Regions from separate parts of the Mus musculus genome. Here regions 1 and 3 are each linked to region 2. Evidence: chromatin loops called from intact Hi-C (ENCODE). Cell type or tissue: heart. All regions are shown on one strand.

Region 1 (8,000 bases), 330 kb before region 2:
CAAGCGAGCTCACAGTTCAATTCACAGAGGCTTACGCAGGCCAGAATCATGATGCTCTGTTTATAATGATTGTCCTCCAAAGTGCAGAGCCTATGGATTCCAGACATAAAACACACTACTTTTTTTAGCGATGCAGGGGCAAACTGAGTAGAAAGAGCAGCCAATGGGTCCATAAATAGTAAACAAGCAGGGCCTTTAAACCAACACAGGAGACGTATATTTTATGTTAAACAGATAGTCTCACATTCACTCTTAAAAATTAAAATAGGAACGATCTCTGCAGTGTAGATACAGTTACAGTTTATACACTATGAAGGGCCCAGAAATGCCACTCATTCATAAATATAGGACGCTCACTTTATTTTTTTTTTCAAAAGTGAAACACTTATAAAAGCAAAATAAGAGAGAAGCAATTCAGTGTCCACTCGTGGGGAAGCAGCAAACGGGACACAAGAAACCGATAGACATAGTTATTAAAATCCACATCCTTAACAAATGCATGGGGAAAGGGGTTATGAAAATATCGTGTGTGACCTTACATCTGTGAGTAACAGAAGCTATGCTAGGATAAAACATGCTAAAATGGTTCAATTTACACATGAGGGGAAACATTTCAATTTTTATATTTTATGCATTTTCTCCAAATGTCTATGTTCACACAAAATTTTTCTCAATTAAAATGTTACTAGTGAATCTGAGCAATTGCTGTGTACAGTAGCCTGAAACTCATTAGTGGGCAAACAGCGGGCTCCACCATGGTGCTGATTCTGATGGCGCTTAGAGCCTAAGCTTAGGGGTTGCTTTTTATGTTTTGTCCAAGCTAAGAAAACACAAAATCCCAGGAGCCCATTAGAGACTGCTGCCTTGGTTTAAGGTTATTTCCCCTGGCACAGTGTTTGCTGGAGAAGAGCCAGTATAAAGAGTTAATAGTTGGCAGCTTCATTTCCAAATAGAGAGTGCTGAAATTCCAGCTTGAGATTAATCCAACACCATGGGGTCCGTCCTGTGCCCATCACTAAAAAGAGAGATGAGGCATGCCGTGTGTCTGTCCATGAGCCATTCAGGAGGATCGCTTGAGCCCAGGCTTCAAGGCAGGAGGAAGGAAGGGAGACAAGACAGAGAGAAAAAAGGAAAGGGGGAGAATATTAATTAAAGAAAATTTCTTTTTAAGCTACACAGTGGCATTTTCAAGAGGACAAGATTCTTATCTGTACCCTGGCGCCCCCAAATCCATGTGTACCCAAGAAAACTCTTCTGGCAGTTGCAATTCAAACTACAATTTGGAAATGTATTGGCTCCTGAAACGATGCATGCAGGAAAGTATGCTTCAAGCTTGTTTATTCAGTACAATATTAAGGCATCGCCTCTGAGTTCTGTTTCCTTCTGAATCATCTTTATTCTCAGCGACTCAGTTTCCTTTGGTTGTCAAAAAATAAGCCACGGCATGCTCTTGCCCTTCATGCCTCTTTCCTGAGAATCCTCACAAAGTTCCAGGGAGAGCTTTCCTCTGGTCAGGTTTGGACCACCAGCCCATGGCTAAAGTAATTGCTGTACTCTGGATAGATTTCCATCCTGAAGAGACTCTGAGGGGAATTGGGCTCACTGTAAGAGGTGGCATTCTCCTGGGTGCTATAAAAAGGCAGGCAGAGCAAGCCGAGAGGAACAAGCCTGTAAGCAACAATCCTTCATGGCCTCTGCATCAGTTTCTGCCTCTAGCTTCCTGTCTTGTTTTGAGTTCCTGTCGTGACTTTCCTCACTGATAAGACTGTGATGTGGAATTGTAAGATGAAATAAACTCTTTCCACCCCAAGCTGCTTTGGTTACGGTGTTTTATCACTGTAATAAAAAACCCAAGACAACTGATTTCTCCAATAAGGAAAATATTCAAGAGACAATGAAGAGTCAAACTTTCAGTGATTATGCACAATATTTCTGTTTGTTTGTTCTCTGGGACAAGGTCTAACTACATAAAATTAGCTGCCCAGGAATTCTCTATGCAAACCAGGCTGGCCTTAAAATCACAGAGATCCACCAGCCTCTTCCTCTCAAGTGTTGGGATTAAAGATGTTCATCACCATGCTGGTATATTCTTAAGGCAGCCCTCAGTTTCGTTCTCGGGAAGAAAAGCAGCTTTGTTGCCACTCTGATCAACTTGCCCTAGGTAATATAGATTCCTGTTCTAGTTCACACTAGAATTCTACGACTTATATGTCATAGAACACGCCTCAATTTATCTTCTATAGCTCATACTCACACAATGCTTATTAACTCAAGAGTTTAAAATTGGTCACTCTCAGGTCAGATAAGAAAAGATAACCAAGCACACTCCTAAGGTGAACTCTGAGCTAATTTAAACATTGCCACACAGTGCTAGATTTTGACCCTCAGCAGCGGGCTTGCTCAGTACAGGTGATTCTGAGTTGGAGGGTGCAGGGTCCTGATTGGTTTTGTAACAGAGAAGCCTGCTCCTCTTACACTTTCTCAGCTGCAGTCCACCAGCTTCAACCATGAAACCTTCAAAGAGAAAGCTGTGCAGCTTGTTTTGGCTTGCTTCAGTAAGGGCAAAGCAGAGGTGAAGGGTGGGGTGGTCTTGCTTCACCAAGAAGCGCCTCAGATAAGCCTCAACTCACCGGCCATTGTGAAAGCTACAAAGTTGGGGAAGTTAGCTGGACACTCTAGACAGAGGACACAGAATGCCAAAAAAGCCCTGGGATAGCAATGTGCCCAAGTGTTCAGTGAACAGCAAGGAAGCCACTCTGGCTAAAACTCATTACGTGGGCAAATCCTATAAGAAGAGGCACATCCAGAGGCCAAGACTTATAGGCTTATAGAGGATTATATGGGCTTTGAATTTTATTCTCTGGAGAGTTTTGAGAGAGGGACTGACTAATAAAGGTCACCGTACATTCTGAATGTATCAGTGACGCTGAAGGGGAACTAGTCAAACCCACCCAGTTACTTCATGCAGGAAGGATTTCAGGAATAATGAAGGAAGCATGGGGGTGGAGTGGGGCGGATGGTCTCAAAGATCAGAAACTGCTCCAATGAATCTCAGCTGAAACTCATTGCAGTACTGCCCACTTCTGTGCCATTTGGAGACACTGTGACTGTCATCCTCTAGGACTAGGAGCCACCTTGTCCAAGAAATTCCTAGAGGCAGGAATATACTGACTCTCCTTCCACGATAGAAATGCCAGCACCTGCCACACTACTGAGTCCATGGGGAAACAGAAATCTTTAGTGTCCTGGTAGTCTGTCCTTCCTTCCTTCCTTACTTTCTTCCTCTGGCAGAACTTCCTGGGAGGCCAAGGAGGGAGGAGAACCTACTCTGGGCTCCTGAACTACAGAGTGTAAAACGGTAAGTACAGAGCTAAGAAGTAACAGATTCATAGTCGCCAACCAATCAAGCAAGCAGCCTATTAGAGTGCTATTGCTATATATAGTAGATATGTAGTATGGTTTGAACCACTCATTATTGGGCTCAACATATATTTTGAAGATCAAGTCAAAGAGACAGGGAACACTGTAGGAAGTATGAGTTGTTTGCTGAAGAATAATAAAAAGTTCTAATGAAATTAACTATAAGAAGTCCATTATAAGTGTAAATAGAGATTAGCATTTAAATGTGTCCTTGGGAGTCCAAGGAAAGATTGGGTGAGAGCCTTCTCTGCTCTCTACTGGTAGAATTAGATGAGTGACTGCGCGGAGAGAACTTAGTCCCAGACATTTGAATACTTTAATGGGTCAGAAAAGGGAGAAATCCAGAGATGGAAAACCTAGGGAACGCCAAGGAAGGGAAGCGGAAATGTTTCCAGAAGATGGGAAGGACAACACAAAGTGACCGCCGTCGCTGAGCAGCCCCAGATGGGTACGAAAGTCAACCATTGCTAATTAGCCTGGAGAGGAAATTTGGGAAAAAACCTTGGATGGTACGCAGTAGAGAGGATTGAAAATCAGTGTGGGCGATGACAATGCTTGTGTGTGTGTGTGTGTGTGTGTGTGTATACACTGGATTCACCTCCTTCGCGTGCGTCACCCGGCCCGCCCCACCCAGGCCCGCCCTACCCAGGCCCAGCGACTTTGCCTCTGAATCTGAGGCACTGCAGGCGAAGGGAGACTACTTCCGGCCGGGTGAGCACCCTCGGGCCTCAGTTCCTCCTCCTAGAGGACGCTTGGCTCTTTTCTGAAGCCAGAAGGACTTCTTCCGCGTCTTCGCGTGCCAAAAATTGCACCTACACACCCGGCGCCCGGGGACCGCAATCCCGCGGCTAGATTAGAGGTAAGGGGCGGGGCCTCATAGTCACGTGCAGCAGCTCAGCCAATGAGTGCGCACTTTGTCGTTAGCAGGGAAGTGCTGGGGTTTGGCCCACACCCGGGCCGGGTCTAGGCCAGTAGGCGGATAGGACCCAGCAGCGGAAAGTGGCAGTGAGCTGTGGCATCATCCATAGCAGCTCCTTACTGGTACTGTGCTCCCTCACCTGCCTCGCTCCGCGTTCTCCTCAGGCCCGGCCATGGAGCGCCAGGTCCTACGGCTTCGCCAGGCGTTCCGGTCCGGCCGATCTCGGCCGCTGCGCTTCCGATTGCAGCAGCTTGAGGCCCTGCGGAGGATGGTGCAAGAGCGCGAGAAGGAAATCTTAGCAGCCATCGCGGCAGACCTGAGCAAAGTGAGCCTCCACAGGGTGGGAGGGGCCCGATGAGCCACCTTATTCCTTCTCTGTAGCAGGTTGTTTGGTTTTGTTTATCCAGCAGTTAAGAGGAAGCAGAGTACCCTGGACTCTGGACTCTCCAGCCCCGCTTAGAGCCCAAACTGTTGTATTTGCACTCATATTGAAGTGCATACTTTACTTGGCGCCGGCAATTTCTCGTCTGCGAACGCTCTGTATAGCCTTGCCCATTTCTGCTGCGTTCATAGTCTCTTTCCTTACAATGTGCAGTTAACTCTGGATAGGCTGGATCTCAGTAGTTTGTCTGCTTGGTAGGTTTCAGCTATTTCACTCCCTGTCTTTATTTCATGACGTTAAAAGAATGGTTTCTTTTTGTTGACAGTTCTTTTTATTTCCTATAATCTTCAGCACTGAAATTCCCCATATGACTTTGTGTGACATTAATCATATACATGATTGACCTCCAGTATACAGACAATCACCCTGGGGACCTGATAAAATACAAATCCTGACTTAGTCCTCGTGAGACTGTGTCTGAGATTTCTAATGAGGGCCCAGGTGATAACATATGGCCTGTTTAGAAGCAAGCTTTGAGTACCAAGGTTTTAAGTAGTGTTCAAGGTACAACTATGGTCTGTTGTACTCTCTAGTAATATTATTTCTCCCTTTTACTTTCTATCTGTATTCCAGGCATGGTAAGACCTCTATTTTCAGATTTTCAATCAAAGACTGCTTCAAAAAGTGGTAACAGTAGTTGTAGTAGAATCTAGAAACCTTCCTTCAGAGTACTTCTGGTAAAGAGGGGCTGTGGTAATTAGTAAACAAGATAGGATAGTGAATATTAAAACTCTGTGAATCATCCACTCCTCAAACATCAGATAGTTTGTGTATGTTTGTTCATACATAGCGTTCCTGAAGAAAATATATTAAGTCCAGAATTTAAAATCTGGCTCCAAAGTAGAACATATGCAGGTGTGACTCTGGTTATAAACCAGTGCGTTAAGGATGAAGTATCAAGATGCTGCTCAAAAGCAAAGTTGCCACGGTACCTACATCGTGACTTCGGGAGGCTGTTATTAATCGGGAGGTGATGCTGAAAGGGATCATTTTTAACCCTATTTTAAAAGGCTTGGATCGGTAGTGAAGACGTTAGAGGCTCTGAATGTATTAGAGAGGAAGAATCATCCTGAGTATCCAGGGTGTGCCTTATTGAGAACTTGGAAATAAAAAAAAAAATCTGATAGCAAACCGGGGGAGGGGGTGGTGTCTAATAATACCAGTTGTCACTGCAAGTATACTTGGTCTGAGCGTTGTGACATCCTAAGTTAGTGGTTCTCAACCTTCTAATGCAGCCACCCTCCAAACAGTTGTGGTGACCTCCAAACATAAAATTATTTTCATTGCTTCTTCATCACTGTAATTTTGCTGTTGTTATGAATCATAATGTAAAATGTCTGATACGAGACCCCTGTGAGAGTCACAATCCACAGAGTGAGAACCGCTGTCCTAAGCCAAGTATTACACAGTTTGTGTAAGAGTAACTGACCTTCTCTTCCAGAGTGAACTCAATGCATACAGTCATGAAGTCATTACCATCCTTGGAGAGATTGATTTTATGTTGGGGAATCTTCCTGAATTGGCTTCTGCGAGACCGGCTAAGAAGAACCTGCTAACCATGATGGATGAGGCCTACGTTCAGCCCGAGCCTCTGGGAGTCGTACTGATTATTGGAGCTTGGAATTACCCTTTCGTTCTTACCATGCAACCGCTGGTGGGAGCCATTGCTGCAGGTCTGGCGCCAGCTGTGGTGTCTTTATTCCTTGGTCGAGAGTTGTATTTTGTCTTAGTGTTTGTAAGTGTCTAGAATACATTTTCTCTAGTGGTCGGCAGCAGCAATTTATTGAGAATCCATTCGTGTATGTACGTGGATGAGTGCTGCTGAGAAGTTGAAGTTTTCCATGACTACTGAAGTACGGGGGGCATGAATCTGTGAGACTCAGAGGCATCTGATTGAGTCAGTAGTCCCAAGTCTTTGGAGTCAGGCATTCATATTCTAATGTGGTTTCAGTTTACTGGCCTCCGTCTTTACACAAACCAGTCTAAAATCCAAGTCTGACCAGTTTCTTTATTTACATGAAGGTATTGGGCGTAATGCTAGCTAGAGTGTCCAGTGAATCCCAACAGGTGGAAGTTCCAGATCAACGCTTATGTTGACCTAGCCTGTTAGCTCAATGAGTCTGAGCAGAGAGGAAACCCTCCAGGCAGAGCTACAAAGAAAGAGATAGAAATCTGGGGGACTGTGAGGAACTGGCAGATCCTGTTGTCAGTGAGATGCTGAGAGCTAACGGGTTAGCACTTGAGAAGGAAAACATGAACAGAAAGAGGACAGGAGATCTGGGGGGTTGGGGGGCAGACCTAAGAGCTGCAAAAATAAGTGAAACTTAGCCTGGACCTGTACATGGGGTAGCTATCAAAGTTACTCAAGTCCTGGATGATGTCATTGTGCTATTTGCTTTATTTAGGAAATGCTGCCATTGTTAAGCCCTCAGAACTCAGTGAAAACACGGCCAAGATCTTGGCTGAACTCCTCCCTCAGTACTTAGACCAGGTAAGAGTATCTTGATCCATCTTCAACACACCTGTTTATGGTAGAAAACACAGATACAATTCTTGTGCTAGTGGATGTCATTGCTGGCTGGGGATCAATACGATTTCCTTAAGTCCACAACAGTTGGCTTAATAAAGGAAGCCAGGTTCCAAAACACCCTGTAGAATGACCCAGCAACTGTGCTTGCTCAGTACAGTGTACCTTGGCCTGTGGCTTTTATACATATCTTTCATCTCTTTCTACCCTCTGCCACTTGGGAGGATACAATTTTAGACATGGTTTATTTAGTGAAATAGTTAATGAGAAGCTAGCATGTTTTGATCACTTGGTTTTTTTCCTAACCAAATATCACTGTGTTATTACATGAGTACTTCTGTTTTGTAAAGAAAGTGCCTTCCTGACCCAGCACTCCGAGTTAACATGCGGGTATTGAGAACATCAAAGGCCGACTAGGGGAAGTGTCCTACCCCCAGTTTTTGGGTAGGGGATCAAATTCAGAAGCTCTCCTGTTCTCTAGAGAGGAAGTTGATTGCATTGTGACTGCGGGGTCCCACGTGCATCTGCAGGGGATGTTATCTACTTAGCTTTTATCAAAAGGCAACTTGGAAACCCCTGATTTGTGTTATATTTATTAATTTGTAATTTCCCTGCACCCGACTTCAGTCCCTAGAGTAATTTTGTTCTGTTCATTGCCGTAGCACCATTGTCATAGCTCACAGAACAGCTCT
Region 2 (8,000 bases):
ATCTATAGGGGCTGCTGGGCACACAGGCCTGACAGATATGGGCAACATGGACAAACAACCAAGGGGAGGTGTGAGAGAATGCACACCTGAGTCCTGCTGCCCACTCACTCCCTCCCTCACTCCCCAGGCTAGCACCAGGTCTGACATGGATGAAATTCTCCCACCTGAGAAACTAGCCCAGGAGGTTGTACCCTGAGGCCGGCCTTGCACCTCCTGAGCTTCCCTCACCTATGCTTTCAAGGCGGCCACTGGTCAACAAGGCTGAGTGACAGGGACAGATCTACAGAAAGGACAGACTAACTCAGTTCTCTACTCCCCTTCCTGATTGTCTCAGGCAGTTCAGGAGCAATGGTAGCTTACGGCTTAGGAAGCAGAGGAGAAAAAGAGCCGAGAGCTCGGGGTTCTCAACCTGTGGGTCAAGATCCCTTTGGGGATCAAACAACCTTTTCACAAGGGTCGGCTAAGACCATTGGAAACCACAAATATTTACACTACAACTCATAATAGTAGCAAAACTGCAGTTATGAAATAACAATGCAAATGATTGTATGGCAGGGGTCACCACAACATAAGGAACTATAGTAAAGGGTCGTAGCATTAGGAAGGTTGCCCTAGAGCTTGGCAAACTCTGGCTTCCTGACCAAAGAAGCCTCGTGTCACAAACCCTATGAATACATCATCAGAAGCCATGTATTCACCTCCCAATGAGAAGCAGCCAGAGTCCCAACAATTAAATAATGACAGATGCCGTTTGTTTGGGAAACTCTATCTCCCATCTTTACTACCACCCTGCAGGGGAGAGGTACTTCCTCCCACTGCCCAGAAGCGGACTGAGAGTCAAAGAGGATATGCCATTTGCCCTGATGAGGAAGTAAGAGTCAGGTTGGGATCCTAGGCCCATTATAACATAGCTGCAATGCTGCTGGATAATGCCATCTGCATCCATACAGGCAAGGCTCCTGTACTTCCTGGGAAGGGGGGGAGAGGAGCACTCCGGCTTCTTCTCTGAAAGATGTCCCCTACTCACTGGACTAAAACCTAATCAAAGTATCAAGAATGTACTGGATACAATGTGTTCAATGTTACATTGCAAAATGGGCAGAGTAGGGATCTGACCGAGGCAGTTCAAGCTGGCTGTCCCTGCAAGGCCACTGCTCCTGGCTCTTACTAGACCTTGCTCCCTGGGCCAGGGACCGTCAACAACAGCTGCCATCTACTCGTCTGTGGTGAGCAAGAGGAAGCAAGAGTCATTTACCTAACAGAGGAAGTTCCTGGACAGGACAGGAGGATCTGCCCAGAATCCCAGCTCAACTGAAAAGTCCAAAGCAGACCGTCACCTGTGATGTCCAGCCCAGGACCAGGGGCAGCCTACAGGTATGTAACCCCTGCCTGGCATTGCCCCTTTAAGCTATAGGCAGTGACTGGCATGCCTGTGGTGAGTCAGCACCCAGTGTCTGCTGACTCACCCACCGGAAGCCTGGCTGCCTCTCCCCACACAGGCTGACTGGGAACTTTACTGCCTTCAGGCCCTGAGCCACAGGCTGGCTGATAGAGAGTTTCCTGTGCGTCACACCAGGACGGGGGGAAGTCCCCAAGGTGCCACCCTCTAGTCTTTCCAACTCCTGGGACAGGAGGAAAGCTTATAACCATAGCAGACAGGACCAGGACAAGACATTCAGTGCTCCTTAGTCTCACTGGGCTGCCAGAGCCACCAGCCACTGATGAACTCCAATGACAACACCTCCAACAGAGTGTCAAAGGCCATCCCTGACAATATGCACAAGGACAAACAAGACATGCAAACCCAGACCACCCTGACATGTGCCCCTGTACCAGCTGCCCTTGGCCTCAGATGGCAGGCAGTGACCCACTAATGAGCAAGGAGACAGGAGATGTCAACAAAGTTGTGGGACCTACATGCCTTACACATGTGGAGAGAACTTCCTAAGCTTGGGCACAAAGAACTAGGCTGCCAACCGTCCAGTGGGAAGTTCATAGATAAAGTTGCAGTCCCCACCAAAGGTCAGGTGCTACCACTCCCCGCTGTGTTCAAAGTCCTCTGCAAACAGGCTAGCAAGATAGCCCAGCAGGTAAGAGTACTTACTATCAAGTCTAATAATCTAAGGTCCATGCCTGAAACCCACATGGTGGAAGGTTGATCCACAAGACTGAACTGAAAGAACTGATACCCACAAAGTATACTAGTATACTACATGTGGCATGCATATATATATATATATATATATATATATATATATATATATATATATCATGTGTATATTTTTTTTTTTGGTTTTGGCTTTTCAAGACAGGGTTTCTCCGTGTAGCTCTGGCTGTCCTAGAACTCACTCTGTAGACCAGGCTGACCTCAAACTCAGAAATCCGCCTGACTCTGCTGCCTCCCAAGTGCTGGGATTAAAGGCGTGCACCACCACTGCCTGGTTGTGTGTGTAATTTTTAAGTCTCCTGCAAAGGTGAAAAAGAGTTCCTGTCAGGGTCCACATTGGTATGGCCTCGCCAAGGTCTCCACTTTGCACCAGTTGCAGGGTCACACTGAGGGAAGCATCCACTGTAAAGACTGCGTGCATGATAGGTGGTCCTCTGCTTCAGCAGACCTCACGCTCCAGTGAACATGGGGGTGATAGCCAGGGTCCCAGGGTCCCATGGCTCCCCTAAGCACCTCACATGGGAACGGGATGGAAGGAGATCATCATAGAACCTGCTGTAGCTGTGCTCTGCCAACATAGCTGTGCAGCCTCTGTGAATGGTAAGTGTTCCCCAGCCTCTGTTTATGGGCAAATGGGGTGATGAGTAATAAAGCAATGTATAACACGTGGAAAAAAGAAAAAAAAAAACCTCTTAGAGTTTTGGTGAATGGATATTGTCAGTTTCCCACTACAGCTATCTCCAGACCCCTAAAAGGCTACAGGGATTCTGGCCCAGGAAAAAGCCTCCACCCAAACCATCCAATACCATGTTACCTAACCTACAATCTGCAAACTCACACTCAGAAGAGAGGCCCGGAACGTCCAGTGCCAGGCCTCAAGTCACCAAGCACATGAAAGCCCATGGTCTCTCCCTATCACTCACAATCTCTCCGGCTGTGATCTGCAACTGCAACTTTTATTTTGGTGAGGCATCTCTTGCCTGGAAGAGCTGAAATGCCTCCAAAACAAACACTGCTTCCAAACCCTTCCTGAGTGGAGCAGCATCTAATTTCCTGGTTCTCAAGTTCCACGAGGTCTGCACTGCAAGGTCCTCCCCAGCCACCTCCCCCAATAAGTGCCTCCCTAGTTACTCACAGAAGTTGGGCAATGGTCAGGGATCTGGCCTCCCACTTATGTAAGATGCAATTACCCCGTCCACTAGGCTCCTGCAGGGCCATGGAAGCCAGCTGTAGGGGACCCAAAAGGCCCCCGCCTGCTCAGGACAACCTGACCAGGACCAGGACTCCTGAGGTTGAGGTTTCCTAGGTCAGAAGGAGAGAAGGCCACCACTGCACAAGTACCCTCTTAGGTGCCCGCCATCCCTGTCCTCTGTGCTCTGCAGCTGCAATCCAAAACTGGGCCCAGCGTTGCAGCAGGAAAGCTGGAGATAGTCAAGGAAGTGCAACAACTATTTGCCCCTGGGTACCTACTATGTGCTGGGCGCTATGCTGGGTTCTCGATCATCTCAGACGTGCTTGCTTCAAACCACTCTACATTCAATCTCACATCACGCCCCTAATATCCATTTCATTAATAAGTCCTAGACATGCCCAGAGACTAGCCAGGTGAAGCAGTTCAGAATTCAGAGGGTCAACCCATTCATATCTCCAGGTCCAGCTTGGAAATCTTTTCTGCAGATCAACCCTACTGAGTCTCTGACATGTCAAAAAAAAACATCCTTCTCTCTTCCTGGAGAAAAAAAAAAAGCATTCTGACCTCCAAATCTTGTCCCCCTCACTTCCCATGACAAATGCTGCTGCTGCAGCCCACGCAGCACCACTGCCACCTCACAGAAATTTCCAGGAAAGACAGTTAATTGGAGAAGGACAAGCTTTGCACAGCCAGCCCCTGGCCTGCTGCTAGCCCAAGGACCAAACAGCACGTCTAAGAGCAGACTAAGAAACACTAGGTGCAAGAATCGGTCAGCTCGGGAAACTCAGTGAGAAGACTGCAACTGAGTAGCAGGTAGCATGGGCAGAGCTGCGAAGTGGAGACGCCAGGAAGTTCTACAGGGACAGCCTTAGGGAGGAGTGCAGGCAGCCAGTGAGCAGGCCAGCAAGACATGGGGCAAAGGAGGATTCACAAGGATGGAAGGAGTTGGAAGAGTGGAGGAGCTCTGAGTAGACAGGTTTCCGGCATTGGGAACACAGCCCTGGGGCCCAGAGTAAATTCCAGCCTGGACAAAATCCAAGAGCCTGGCCTGAGAGGGCTAGAGCAGCCCAAAGACCCTCTAGCAGGGATCACTGAAATCCCTGAGTCCAGGATGAAGCCCGGAAGCCTAAATGAGGAGCTCACGGTGAGGCTACAGACTTGGGAGTGGAGCGAGAACTAGGTCCTGCCTGGGTGAAGTCCCACGGCCTAAGATCCGGATTCCAATAAGGTCCCGTGAGGTCCCGGGCTTGGGCTGGACCCAGTCCTGGGTTGGAGTGCAGACGTCTGTGCCCAGCCCGGAAGGGAGCCCAGGATCACGGGCGGACTCAAATTGAATGTGGCACGGGCCGCGCAACAGGGCGGGAGAGCCTACCTTTGGTCTGAGGCAAGCTGGCCGGCGGGCTCGCGGCGGGCGACTCCATGCTGCGGACCGTCGCGGCGGAGAGCACTAATCTAGAGGACAGCAGACTACACCGGGGCCGGGCGCGCTCATGGCTGCTGGTGGCTGGCAGCGGCGGCAGGCGATGGGCGACAGGCGACACAGACGCGACGGTTCCAAGCGTCCGAGGCGGGCGGCGCCAAAGCCACACTGGGCAGCGCCGGACGCCTGCCGACGGCGCCACGCAGGCCCCGCCCATCGTACTGATTGGCCCGCCTGAAAAGGCCCCAGCCTATCAGACGCCGCCCGGACTGTCACGCACAAACCCCACCCTCCAAGAGCCGGAATCCAACCCAGCTTTCCCCTTAGTACAGCTCGGCTCCGCCCTCTTGCCGTCTAGATGACTGCCCTACCCACTCGGGGGATTGTGCTGGCGTGGTCCTGGGTGCCCCAGCCTGTGCCCCCCTATGGCACAGCGTGTGCGGGTCGCAATCTGGAAAATCCCAAGATCTCTAGGGGGGCAGGGCAGGGCCGATGTGCTCCGTGGGGTTAAAAGTGTTCCCTGAGTGAGACTAGACTCCTAAATGGCTGAGCCATACCGAGGATGAGCGTCCATGTGCTCCCCTGAAGAGAGCGGCGACCACCGGCTTGCCTCCTAGGGCAGCAGGAAAAGAGCGATCCCACGGCGGGCGCGTGCCAGGTGAGTGTTCACCGACTGTGGGAAAGAGTTTACTGCGCCTTGCTGAACGAGCACGCGTTTAAGTCCAGCCTCTACAAGCACCTGGCACGCCAGCACCTAGGGAGCGGGGAATTCAGTGGCTAACCTTTGCCTAGTGACAAAGTAACTGGTTGTAACATTATAGCAGCTCCACTCTCCGGGCTGGGGAGTAGTCTCCGATTAAACAAAGTGTCATTCCAAACACTGAAATACCTTTTGCCAGCCTTGACTGGGGTTCCATCTCGGCCGTCGGTCGCTGAGCCTCTGTCCTCACACTAACCAGGAATCTCTGGGGTCGATTGGAAAGTCAGGTCTAGTGAGGGCAAGAAGCACAAGGTCAAGGAGTCAGTCGGAGCTGGAGTAAGTCTTAGCTCTCTGGCCAACACTCAGGCCCCGAATGCCTGGCTTGCATATTTGATTTCTACCGCAGCCCTCCTCCCGTGCCACGTGCCCCTCCCCATTAGGAATCCTGAATGTCTCATCCTCTGCTGAATCCCAAGGCTTAGCCCAGAGCCATGCACATAGTAGGTGCCTAAGAAATATTTAAGGAATGAACAGAGGAAGTAGGAAAAGCATGCCACAGACATGGGTAAAGTGACTAGTCCCGTGCCAGGCTCTTGGGCACCAGGGTGACTCAGACAAGGCCCTCAAACAGGAGGAGTTTAATGGGTTAGTCAGAGAACTTGACAAACAGCCCAGGGATCACAGACTCCATGTGGGGTGCTATAAATAGATACAAGAGTCCTAAGAGGCCCTGCCTCACCTGGGTGGGGTCAAAGAAGGTGACCTTCCTGGACTAGTCATCAGAAAGAGAGGTAAGAGACCATCCTTGGAAGAAACAGAAAGGCCAGGGCAGGGAGTGGAGACCTGCTCAGGAAGCCAGGCTAGGCTGCACCAGCAAGCCAGTCAGCTGCTGGAATGAGGGGCATGATGGAAGACTTTTTCTCTCTGGCCACCTCTGCCAACAGCATCTGTTACCCTCCTGTCCCTAAGTGTCACAGTTAGCTGGGGGAAGTTCATGACCACTCAGAAACTGGCCAGAGCACTAGACTCAGATCCCAGCAGGCCATCTCTTACTCTGACTCCCGGGAGAGCAGACCCCTCTAAGGAAAGCTGAGGTTGGGGATGGGAAGGGTTCAGCCTGTGTTAGCATGTGACTGTGAGTTGAAGAAAGGGGGTGGTCCAAACCTAGTGTGTGGGGAGCAACTCACTGGTTGAGCACACACTGTGGATGTAGCATTGTGGGATCAACGACGAACAAAACAGACACAACGCTGCTCTCAGAAAGGAATGGACTTCTGGCCTAAGTGAAATGATAGGGTGTCTCAGGTTGACAAATGCTGTGGAAAAAAGGGGACGAGAGAAGGTGTGTCTGGAGGTGGGAGTGTGATTTTAGTGAGGGCAGTCAGGAAAAGCCTCCCTTAAAGGTGCCACAGAAGCAGAGATTTAAAGAAGCAAGAGAAAGGATAGAATCTCCAAGAGAAGAAGCGAAAGCCCCCAAACCAATTGTGTCACCACTGGTATGGTCAGAAATGAGAGGCTCCCTCAGATGCAGCCCCTTCCAGATGCTGTTAGAGCCTCCTCCGCATGCACTGATCATACACCCCAAGCACACATGAATTCCCACAAGATGCACAGGGTTTGTATGCATTTAGCATGGCTGCCCAGGGGCAGGCCTATTGACAGGCACAGTGGTCATGCACAGCTCTGGTTGTATGTGCAGTGTCCTGCCATCTGCAGAACCTCCCAAGGCTTGCTGACCTGGGGTGTGTGCCTTCTTGTGACCAGCCCTAGTGTGGCTGTTCTCTGTGGGTGCCCCACTCAGGATAAAACGATACCCTCTGTGCTCTGCCTGCTGCCCAGCTTTCTCACTTCTGTGCTAGTTGCTGCAAAGAGAGTTTTCTGAAAGCCGGGCTAGGCCCAGCTCAGATCTTTCCTGGTTCCCTAGGTAGGAATTTCCAACCCTCTGGCCCTGTTGACATATCCAGACACTTCAAAACCAAGCTTTCCTTCTTGATCCGATCTTTTCAAAGGCTGTCCCCTCAGCCAGGAATGTCCTTCCTCTGCCATATGAAGAAACACAAGGGATACTTACCTCTTAGGTATATTTCTTTTAACCTTCTGTATTTAAATGGCCACCATTTTGAAATATCACATGATAATTCATACGTGTGACATGACACTACCTGTACAACAGCATATGCCATTTTCACAGCCCTACCTACTGTGTGGTGGTCCTTCATGCAGACTCCTTCTGAGGCAAGCTGTAGAGAGCAGCACCACACTTGGCTCCTGGCTTCCACAGTGCACAGTAGGCACTCACTGAACACTCAGAACATACACCTCCCAAGGAGGTGTGCATTTTCATGGGCACAGAACAGAACAGAAAGCAAAGGATTGCCAGGCAGTTGTGGCACACACCTTTAATGCCAACACTTGGGAGGCAGAGGCAGGCAAAGCTCCGAGAGTTCAAAGCCAGTCTAGGGAAAAAAAGAAAGAAAGAAAAAAGAAAAGAAAGAAAGAAGGAAGGAAGGAAGAAAGAAAG
Region 3 (8,000 bases), 240 kb before region 2:
CATCAACTCTTCATTGGGAGTAAAAAAACCTAGGGGCTGGGAATGTGGCACCAGTGTTAAGGGTACTTGCCTGGCACTCATGAAACCCTGGGTTTGGTCCCTAGGCCCTCACACACTGGGCATAGTTATGTGTACCTATAATCTCAGCACTCAGCAGGTGGATACAGAAGTTGGGTCATCCTTAGCTACAGAGTGAGTTTGAGGTCAATCTGGGCAAGATGAGACCCTGTCTAAGCTGTACCCACCCCCAAACACACACACACACACACATACCTAACAAACAAAAAAAGGTAAACTAAACAAGTAACTGTCCCCTGACAGATATAGTGATACATTCTTTCAAGTGAATCAGGTAGTGGGGGTGGGGTGGGAAAGTGACTGCCATTGTCAACAGGGTGACAATGGAACACTTTCACTGTACAGGGAGTTTCTGGTGAAGCCTGGCAGGTGAGGGAGTATGAGATTTGGGGTGTGGTGGAAAGCACTTTAGGAAGGGGCTCTGGATGTCTGCTAATTTGTCCTAGACCCAGGTCCCCCTCATCCCACCAGACAGGGTTTCTCTATGTAGCTCTCACTCTCCTAGAACTTGCTCTGTAGACCAAGGCTGGCCTCAACTCAGAGGTCCACCTGCCTCTGTCTCCTGAGTTCTAGGATCAAAGGCATGCACTGCTCAACACGGAGTCTTTGTTCTAGTTTTCCGTCCATTAAACTCCACAACTTCCGGATCATGGAAGTCTTGGCAGCAGTTGCTGTTTTGTTTTGTCCCACCTGTGTTGGATTGCAGTAAAATAGCCAGCAGTGGGATAAGAATACCTGAACAGCATCACATGTAAGCCAAGGGCTTCCCAAGACAATGACTGTACTTGAAAGGTTTTGTGTGTGTGTGTGAGTGAGTATGTTCCCTCACAATATGCCCTGAGTGACTCATTCACACACAGAAGTCCTTTAGTAAGCCAAAACCCTCATGCTCAAGTCCTAACTATAAAATGATGTAATATTTGCCTCTAACCTATATGGTCTGTATGCATCTTACCAGCTTCCCCACCCCACCCCTTCCTCTTTTTACTATGAGTCTCACTATTTGCTCTGGCTGACCACAAACTCCGGGCTCAAATGATCCTCCTGCCTCAACCTGAGTAGCTCCCAAAATATTCATATACACAGACACACCAACCCCCACCCACCCCCTTCTCTATGCTGTAACTCCTCTCTGGGTGATACTCAAATGCCAACTAAGATAGCATGCTAAGCCATATCTAAGCCTGAATACGACCATCACTGCTCTAAGACCAAGCTGGTACTCATTGGACAAGCCACAACTGCAATTGCTCCTCGGAACCATGACATCAAAATGCCTGTCGGCAATTTTTCTCGGCTGTCTTGTCTGCTAGCTGCTGTTACTGCAGTACACCGATGAACTCTCTACTTCTTCTGCCTTTTCTGTCTTGGAGAATTATTTCACTGCTCCACATCATGGGTACCTGTCTGCCTGAGTTTGACACCTAGCTGTTATCCTGTTTAAGGTATAACAGGAGAGAGGTGTCTATTTACTCGGTATATACAATTTGTAGGGCAGAAGATCAATATTTTCTCTTCTGAGTTGGTTTGCTGCACATCTGTGTAACCCTCAGATAGGAGAGCTAAATGCATCATAGCTCTATACTGTTCCTACTTAATAATAGAGTGTAATGTGGCTAGTACAAATTGAATTGCTATACCAAACCTGTATAACACGATATTTCAAAGCCAATGTAAAAATTTGACTTGATATTCTGTCTTTATTTGACTGCTTGTTAAAATTAATTTTATCTTTCTTGGTGCAAAATATTGTACAAAATGTAGCCACTAAAAAAATTCGTATACCAGTTGGCATTCTAGTTCAATAGGATAACGCTGAATAATATCCTAGGGAAGGGAAGATCTGTATTCTTGCCACGCCCAATCTCCAGCTGTGGCATTGCGGTACCCAACACAGTCGCCAAGATGGCAGTCTCTGCAGAAACGCCCACACTAGGAACTCCAAGGACCAACAAACAGAACCTAGAAACCCTCCTTTCAGAGAACTCGCAGACGCAGGCCCTACCCTGCCCCACCCCTCCGTCGCCCCGCCTCTTTGCGGCAGAGCTCAGGCCGGTGCAAACCGGTTCAGTGGCCTGACTGACACTCAGTTTTACCCAATCCTCAGCACGCCCCGCCTTCCAAGGAGAGACTCGAAACGTCAAATCGCTGGCGTCTCCGGAGGCGGTTCGAAAGCCTATAATAGGCGCAGACCGTGTCTTAGACCGGCAAACCACCAATGGTGTGACGCGAGGGCGGGACCCTGTTGACCCAACCCGAGGCCTTCGGCTTTTCTCTGGAGCCAGCGGGCGAGAGGAGGGCTGATAGGCGGGGTCTAGAGCAGCGGAGCCTGCGCACTAAGGCCGCCGGCCTGGGTGACGTTATCCTTTCCCGCGGACAGCTCCGCCCTGTCCCGCCCAGCCTCGCCCCGCCCTCCTCGAAGTCAGAGGGTGCTGCGCGTGCGGTGGGTGCTGCTGTAGCCTGCCTGAGTTCTCAACGCGGTCTTTGTCCCCCAGCTTTGTTCTCGCCGCCCTGGCGTCGTCCTCGCCCCCGTCGCCGCCTGCCCCGCGCGCCCGGGCCTTGCCCGCCATGGTGGCCAGGCCGGAGCCTGAGGTCGAGGCCATGGACGCTGAGCTGGCGGTACCGCCGCCTGGCTGCTCGCACCTGGGCAGCTTCAAGGTGGACAACTGGAAGCAAAACCTGCGGGCCATCTACCAGTGCTTCGTGTGGAGCGGAACTGCCGAGGCTCGCAAGCGCAAGGTGAGCCCAAGGCTTGCGCCGCTCTGCGGGCTGGGAAGCGGGGAGTGTAGGTGGGAGAGGGAGAGGGGAAGCCTGGTAGTCGTGGGGAGGGAGCCTGGCCTTGCGGGGAGGGCGTGAGGGGAAGCCTTGCCGTGAGGGGGTGGGGCCGAGGAATGGGCAAGGCGAAGCCTCGCGGTGCAGGGAAGGGGCTAGAGGAAGCATCCCGGTGCAGGAAGGGGGACTAAGGAGAACCTCGCAACGTGGGGAGGGGGCTAGAGGAAGCGTCGTGGTGCAGGGAGGGGGCTAGAGGAAGCATCACGGTGCTGGGAGGGGTCCAGGGACCACCTAGTGGACGCTGTTGGGAGTGTGGCGGTGGAACCCACGATGGGAGGGGGAGGGGTATCTGAGTAGGAGGAGGAAGATCTGTCTGGACATTCCATTGAGGAGTATTTGTCTGTAAAGGTAGTGGTGGGGGCCTGGGGTCTGCAGGGTAGTTCCGTGGATAACAGCTCGTTCCCGGGGCTGAGACCCTTCGCGGACACCTGAGGCTGGCAGGGCCTCCGCGCACTCGAGTTGAGAAGCGAGATTTTTAGGACGTAGGAGGTGATTGACAACCGCAGCCTTCGAGAGTGGCTATTTTGTTGTTTTGGGTCCTGTAAATCTCAGCAACTATGATGATTTTATTAGTGATTTGGAGATGGGAAAACATTATTTTCTAATTTAAAAAAAACTTCATAATTACAATTTGATTTTGAAGGTGAAAAGTGGAATAGAAAATTTTGATTGTTTCTATCTTGAGTAGCATTTTATAACGGGAGAACTGACAAATCTGCTGGGTGTTTCATGTTAAGCATCAAACTCTCCCTCTTTAGTTTCTCGAGGCAGGACTTCTCTCTATAGCCCTTGGCGTTCTTTTCTTTTTTCTTTTTTCTTTTCTTTTTGGTTTTTCGAGACAGGGTTTCTCTGTGTAGCCCTGGCTGGCTTCGAACTCAGAAATCCGCCTACCTCTGCCTCCCGAGTGCTGGGATTAAAGGCGTGCGCCACCACGCCCGGCTGCCTTTGGCAGTTCTTAAACTCGATTTGTAGATAGCTGGCCTCTAACTCACACAGATCCACAGGCCTCTGCTTCCAGAACGATGGGATTAAAGGTGAATGCAAACCACACCCCCCCCCACTCCCACCCCGGCCTAAATTCCCCCTTTTTAAATCAATCGTGGCCATAATATAAGTCTTTGAGGGCGTTAAAGGCTTATGTTCTGTAAGAGTCTTTTAGGATTGGAGCAAGAGTTTTGGTAATAGAAGCATATGATAAAAAAATTACTAGAGTTGTCTTACTTTGTATTTTGAGACAGGAGCCTTTCTCTGTGGTCCAGACTTAACCACCCAGTCTTCCTGTCTCAGCCTCGTGAGAACTAGGATCACAGCAGTAAACGGTCACTGATCCATTCTGTTGCTTCTTGGATTGAGATGTGCTATAAAGTCATTTTTACATTGGGATTAAATGGAGGAATCTTCCCCTTTCTCTTTCCTTGTTTTGCTTTCTTCATCTCCCCAGACTCTTAGTTTTGTATAGCACTACACAAGGAAATGAAAAGTTTCCTTTTTAATTAGGGCTGCTCAGCTCAATGTTTAAATCTCCACCGTGCTACAAGTTCTTTGTTAAGTGATCTTCACAGCCAAGAGTTGGGACACCAGGACAACACTCAGAAATTGTGTTGTTTTGGTGGACTAAATTAGGAAATGAAGGCAGATAGCTATGCTCTGAAGGTGCCCAAACTTAAGGTTGTGAACAGAACTTCACTCCTGAAGTTCTCTCCGACTTAGAATGTTTTCATTTTACAAGTCAGTGAGTCATAAAAAAAAAAGAAAAAAAAAGTTTGGCCTTGCATGGTGGTGAAAGAAGAAGAAGAAGAAAAAGAAAAAAACAAAGAATACAAATGACCAGTAAATATCTGGAAAGGTATTCCTCTTCAACCACCAGAGCAAGGCTGGTTAAAACTGTGCTGAAATTCCATCTTACCCCAGGCAAACTAGGTACCCTGAAGAGAAAGGAGAGCAAATGCATGGAGAAGCCTTATGCACAATTGCAGTGGGGATGCAGACTGCTGCAGCCTTCTGTGAACCAGTGGAGAGTTCTCAAAGACCTGGTCACTGAGCCACCACACTCTGAGGTATAGACCCAGAGGTCTCTAAACAAGCACAGCGATGCAGAAAGGGGGACATCTGGGGAGAGGGAGGGGAAGGAGAGGGTAGTATTGGAGGTGAGTTGAACAAGGTACAGTGATAATGTAATAAAATGTCATAATGGGCCAGGCATGGTGGTGCACGCCTTTAATCCCAGCACTTGGGAGGCAGAGGCAGGCGGATTTCTGAGTTCAAGGCCAGCCTGGTCTACAGAGTGAGTTCCAGGACAGCCAGGGGCTACACAGAGAAACCCTGTCTCAAAAAACAAACAACAACAAAAAAAGATGTCATAATGAAACTGCTATATGACAACTTAAAAAAGTGGAGAAGCACCGTAGGTGTCTGTCAGGGTTGTAGCCTGTGGAGTGTGACTTAGGAGAGCCAGCACCTTCATGTGGACGTGGTGGCAAAGGCTCCCTGCATGGCCTGTTCGAGGTTTAACTTCCACTTCATTCCACCAGCTCACAGAGCTAGCTCTCAGTACTGGCTGATGGCAGGCTGGTCCCAGGCAGGCTGCTGCTGGCTCAGGAGCCACGTTCCTCCGGGAGCCCACAACAGTCACTGTTTGTGGGTGGGAAGCAGCTTCGCTGCCTCTGGCTCTATGACTGGCTGTGCTGCTCCATAGGACCCCTGGTCAGGCACTCCATTGTGCCTCTCAATGGCTGCTTCATGATGACCCCTAAATGGGGTTTAAAATCTGAGCCTTGAGGATGACTGGGAATTCATATTCAAACTTAGCAGTATTGGTAGATGGAAACAGGTTAATAGTGGCAGTGACCTCTGCCACTGTCCCCCGGCTGTTGTAAAACTCCCAGGCCCCAGGCACTGAAATGTCAGGACGACTTCCCTGGCAGGACTCTAGAAAGAATCCATCCTGGCCTCCCTCTTCCAAGACCCTGGCCCAACCTCCAGTCATTCACATGGGTTTAGCCTCTGGTCCCATCACCATCTCTTAGGAGGGGAGGTTACCTGGACGAGCATTTAGGGCTAACCCCAGACTGTCTGGGTTAACCATGCCTTTGCTTAAATATCATGAACATTAATTTTGAAGGTGTTTTATGAGCTACCCCAGGGCTTTGATGGTTTTTTTGTTTTGTTTTGTTTTAACTCAGTGCTATGAAGTAAACCATTGTCTAAATTGCAACCTGCACTTGAGTGAACCCAGAATGTACACTACACATAAGCTCTATAGGTAGGTAGCACCCACTTCAGGATCTTGAACTGCTGTAGCATCGTGGCCACTGACTTTGCCATTAAGTAAAGGTTAAACTTACGGTTGTGCTAGACATACTTCAGTAGCCCAGTAGCCTCAATGTAGCTAACAAGTTGTATAAAAGAGGTAAGGGGAGGGTTATTAATAATTGAATTTTTTTAAAGGCAGTGTTTCCCTATGTAGTCCACGCTGGCCTCAAACTCAGCAATCCTCCTGCCTCACCTTTCAGAGTACTGAGACTACAGGTGTGTGCCACTGTGTTTTGCTAAAGTCAGAGTTTTATCTCTGTCAAAGACCACTTCTGTTCTGTATGGTCATTGGGAAGGGAAGCTGTCCTGGCTTTTTTTTTTAATCTATTAGCTCAGAAAGATGTGTCTTCCATACAAGTAGCAAACTTGCAGTTCTGCCTTAGTCTCTGTGGATTGTACAGTAGGCTCTCGTCACCAACTGGCGAGAGTCAGGCAGGTGGTCCATGAGGACTTTCTTGTTCTCAGACTAGCATAGAGACTGCTTATTTTGTGTGTTGGAGTCATGGCCCTGAGAAGACACAGGTTATTTCACAGTTTTAAACTGCTCATCCATCAGATGTGGTGACCCTTTAAATTCCTGCAGGATTTCACCTATGAATTTACCTAAGTTTGCTCTTTGTCCTTGTTTTGCACTCCGCTTTTTAAGCCATATGTTAGAGGATATGTACATCTTGGTGATTTAATGGAACAGACAGAAAGGGCCAGTGTGGCTCAGTGGATAGAGGTGCTTGCCACTGAACTGGGTGGCCTGATGGGACCCACTTGTGATAAGAGCCAGCTTCCACAGGTGGTTCTCTGACCTGCACACCCCCTGCGACATTGTACACTTTCACACACAAATACAATACATTTAAAAACAGAGCAGTCCATTTCTTCTGCCAGTCCTTACTCTCATCTTCGTGGGTGTCTGCTAAGGCTTCCGTGGAGTTTGGCGTGCTGCCTGCCTCTGTATTTTAATGTGATGGAGCATGTGGGGTGTACTTTACTATGTAGTTCCTTTCTCAGTGTTGTGTCTATTGAGATTCATTCACGAGACAGGTTATAGCCTTTTTTCTGTCTAGGAGTTTTACAGCTTATAAGTTCAGTTTAATGTGTATCTTTTATTAAAAAAAAAAAGAAACCTACAATAAGTAATGTCAGAAAACAATTGTCATAATTTCCATTGGTTCATTTTTACCATTCTTTATTTTATGTGTGTATTTGCCTGATGTATGTCTGTGTACCACTGTGGGCCTCTACAGAGGCAAGAAGAGGGTGTCAGAGTCCCTGGAGCTGGAGTTACAGGAAGTTGTGAGTTGCTGTGTTGTTGTTGGGGATTGAACTCGGGTCCTCTGCAAGAGCAGACAGGACCTTTTTAACTGTTGTGCCATCTCCAGGTCCAGTTTTACATCCGCCCTCACCCTCGTTGTATAAGAATTGGTTGGTGACATCTCGGTAGTTATTGCCATTGCTGCCATAAGAATGAGGGCATAGTCTGTGACGATAATAATGAACACTGTCCAGGAATAATGAGGGAATGTGGCTATCTCATACGTAGTCCATACTCAAATACAGACATGTATTGTTTCCAGATACTAAACTCCCTGAGCTAACCTATAATAATAGTTTCTTCATCATCATCAGAAGAAGAAATAATATAATAATAATGATGATGATGGCTGGGACCAGATGATGATGGTGATGGCGGCGGCTGGGACTAGATGTTCAGTAGGTAGGCCTACTGGGCACTCTGGATCCAAACCTAATTACAGATTTAGCAAAAAAACAAAACAAAACAG

Evidence for each region. Hi-C counts contacts between places; a loop is a spot of excess contacts. Peaks named below come from ENCODE experiments on the same cell type or tissue, not always from the same donor. Only the 100,000 strongest peaks of a DNase experiment are listed, where the experiment ranks them.
Region 1: a loop joins it to region 2, with 1.9 times the contacts of the local background. A loop is called at or near these places in 2 of 42 quality-filtered maps.
Region 3: a loop joins it to region 2, with 2.2 times the contacts of the local background. A loop is called at or near these places in 3 of 42 quality-filtered maps.

Annotation. Positions count from the first base shown.
Region 1 is chr11:61,263,518-61,271,517 of GRCm38, reverse strand. It overlaps Aldh3a2 (aldehyde dehydrogenase family 3, subfamily A2), which reads left to right and starts at 4,332. Exons shown (of 10, transcript NM_007437.5): 1 at 4,332-4,664; 2 at 6,223-6,454; 3 at 7,187-7,272. The coding sequence starts at 4,512. In heart, no CTCF peak of the experiment used is centred here; a DNase peak (open chromatin) is centred at 4,317; H3K4me3 peaks cover 1,816 bases; H3K27ac peaks cover 1,346 bases.
Region 2 is chr11:60,929,003-60,937,002 of GRCm38, reverse strand. It overlaps Map2k3 (mitogen-activated protein kinase kinase 3), which reads right to left and starts at 4,949. Exons shown (of 12, transcript NM_008928.5): 1 at 4,732-4,949. The coding sequence starts at 4,780. Map2k3os (mitogen-activated protein kinase kinase 3, opposite strand) reads left to right here and starts at 5,136. Exons shown (of 2, transcript NR_027800.1): 1 at 5,136-5,437. In heart, a CTCF peak has its summit at 4,977; DNase peaks (open chromatin) are centred at 1,512, 3,282, 5,032, 5,972 and 1 weaker place; H3K4me3 peaks cover 3,763 bases; H3K27ac peaks cover 4,093 bases.
Region 3 is chr11:61,169,532-61,177,531 of GRCm38, reverse strand. Usp22 (ubiquitin specific peptidase 22) reads left to right here and starts at 2,473. Exons shown (of 13, transcript NM_001004143.4): 1 at 2,473-2,817. The coding sequence starts at 2,647. In heart, a CTCF peak has its summit at 3,141; a DNase peak (open chromatin) is centred at 2,322; H3K4me3 peaks cover 3,619 bases; H3K27ac peaks cover 2,163 bases.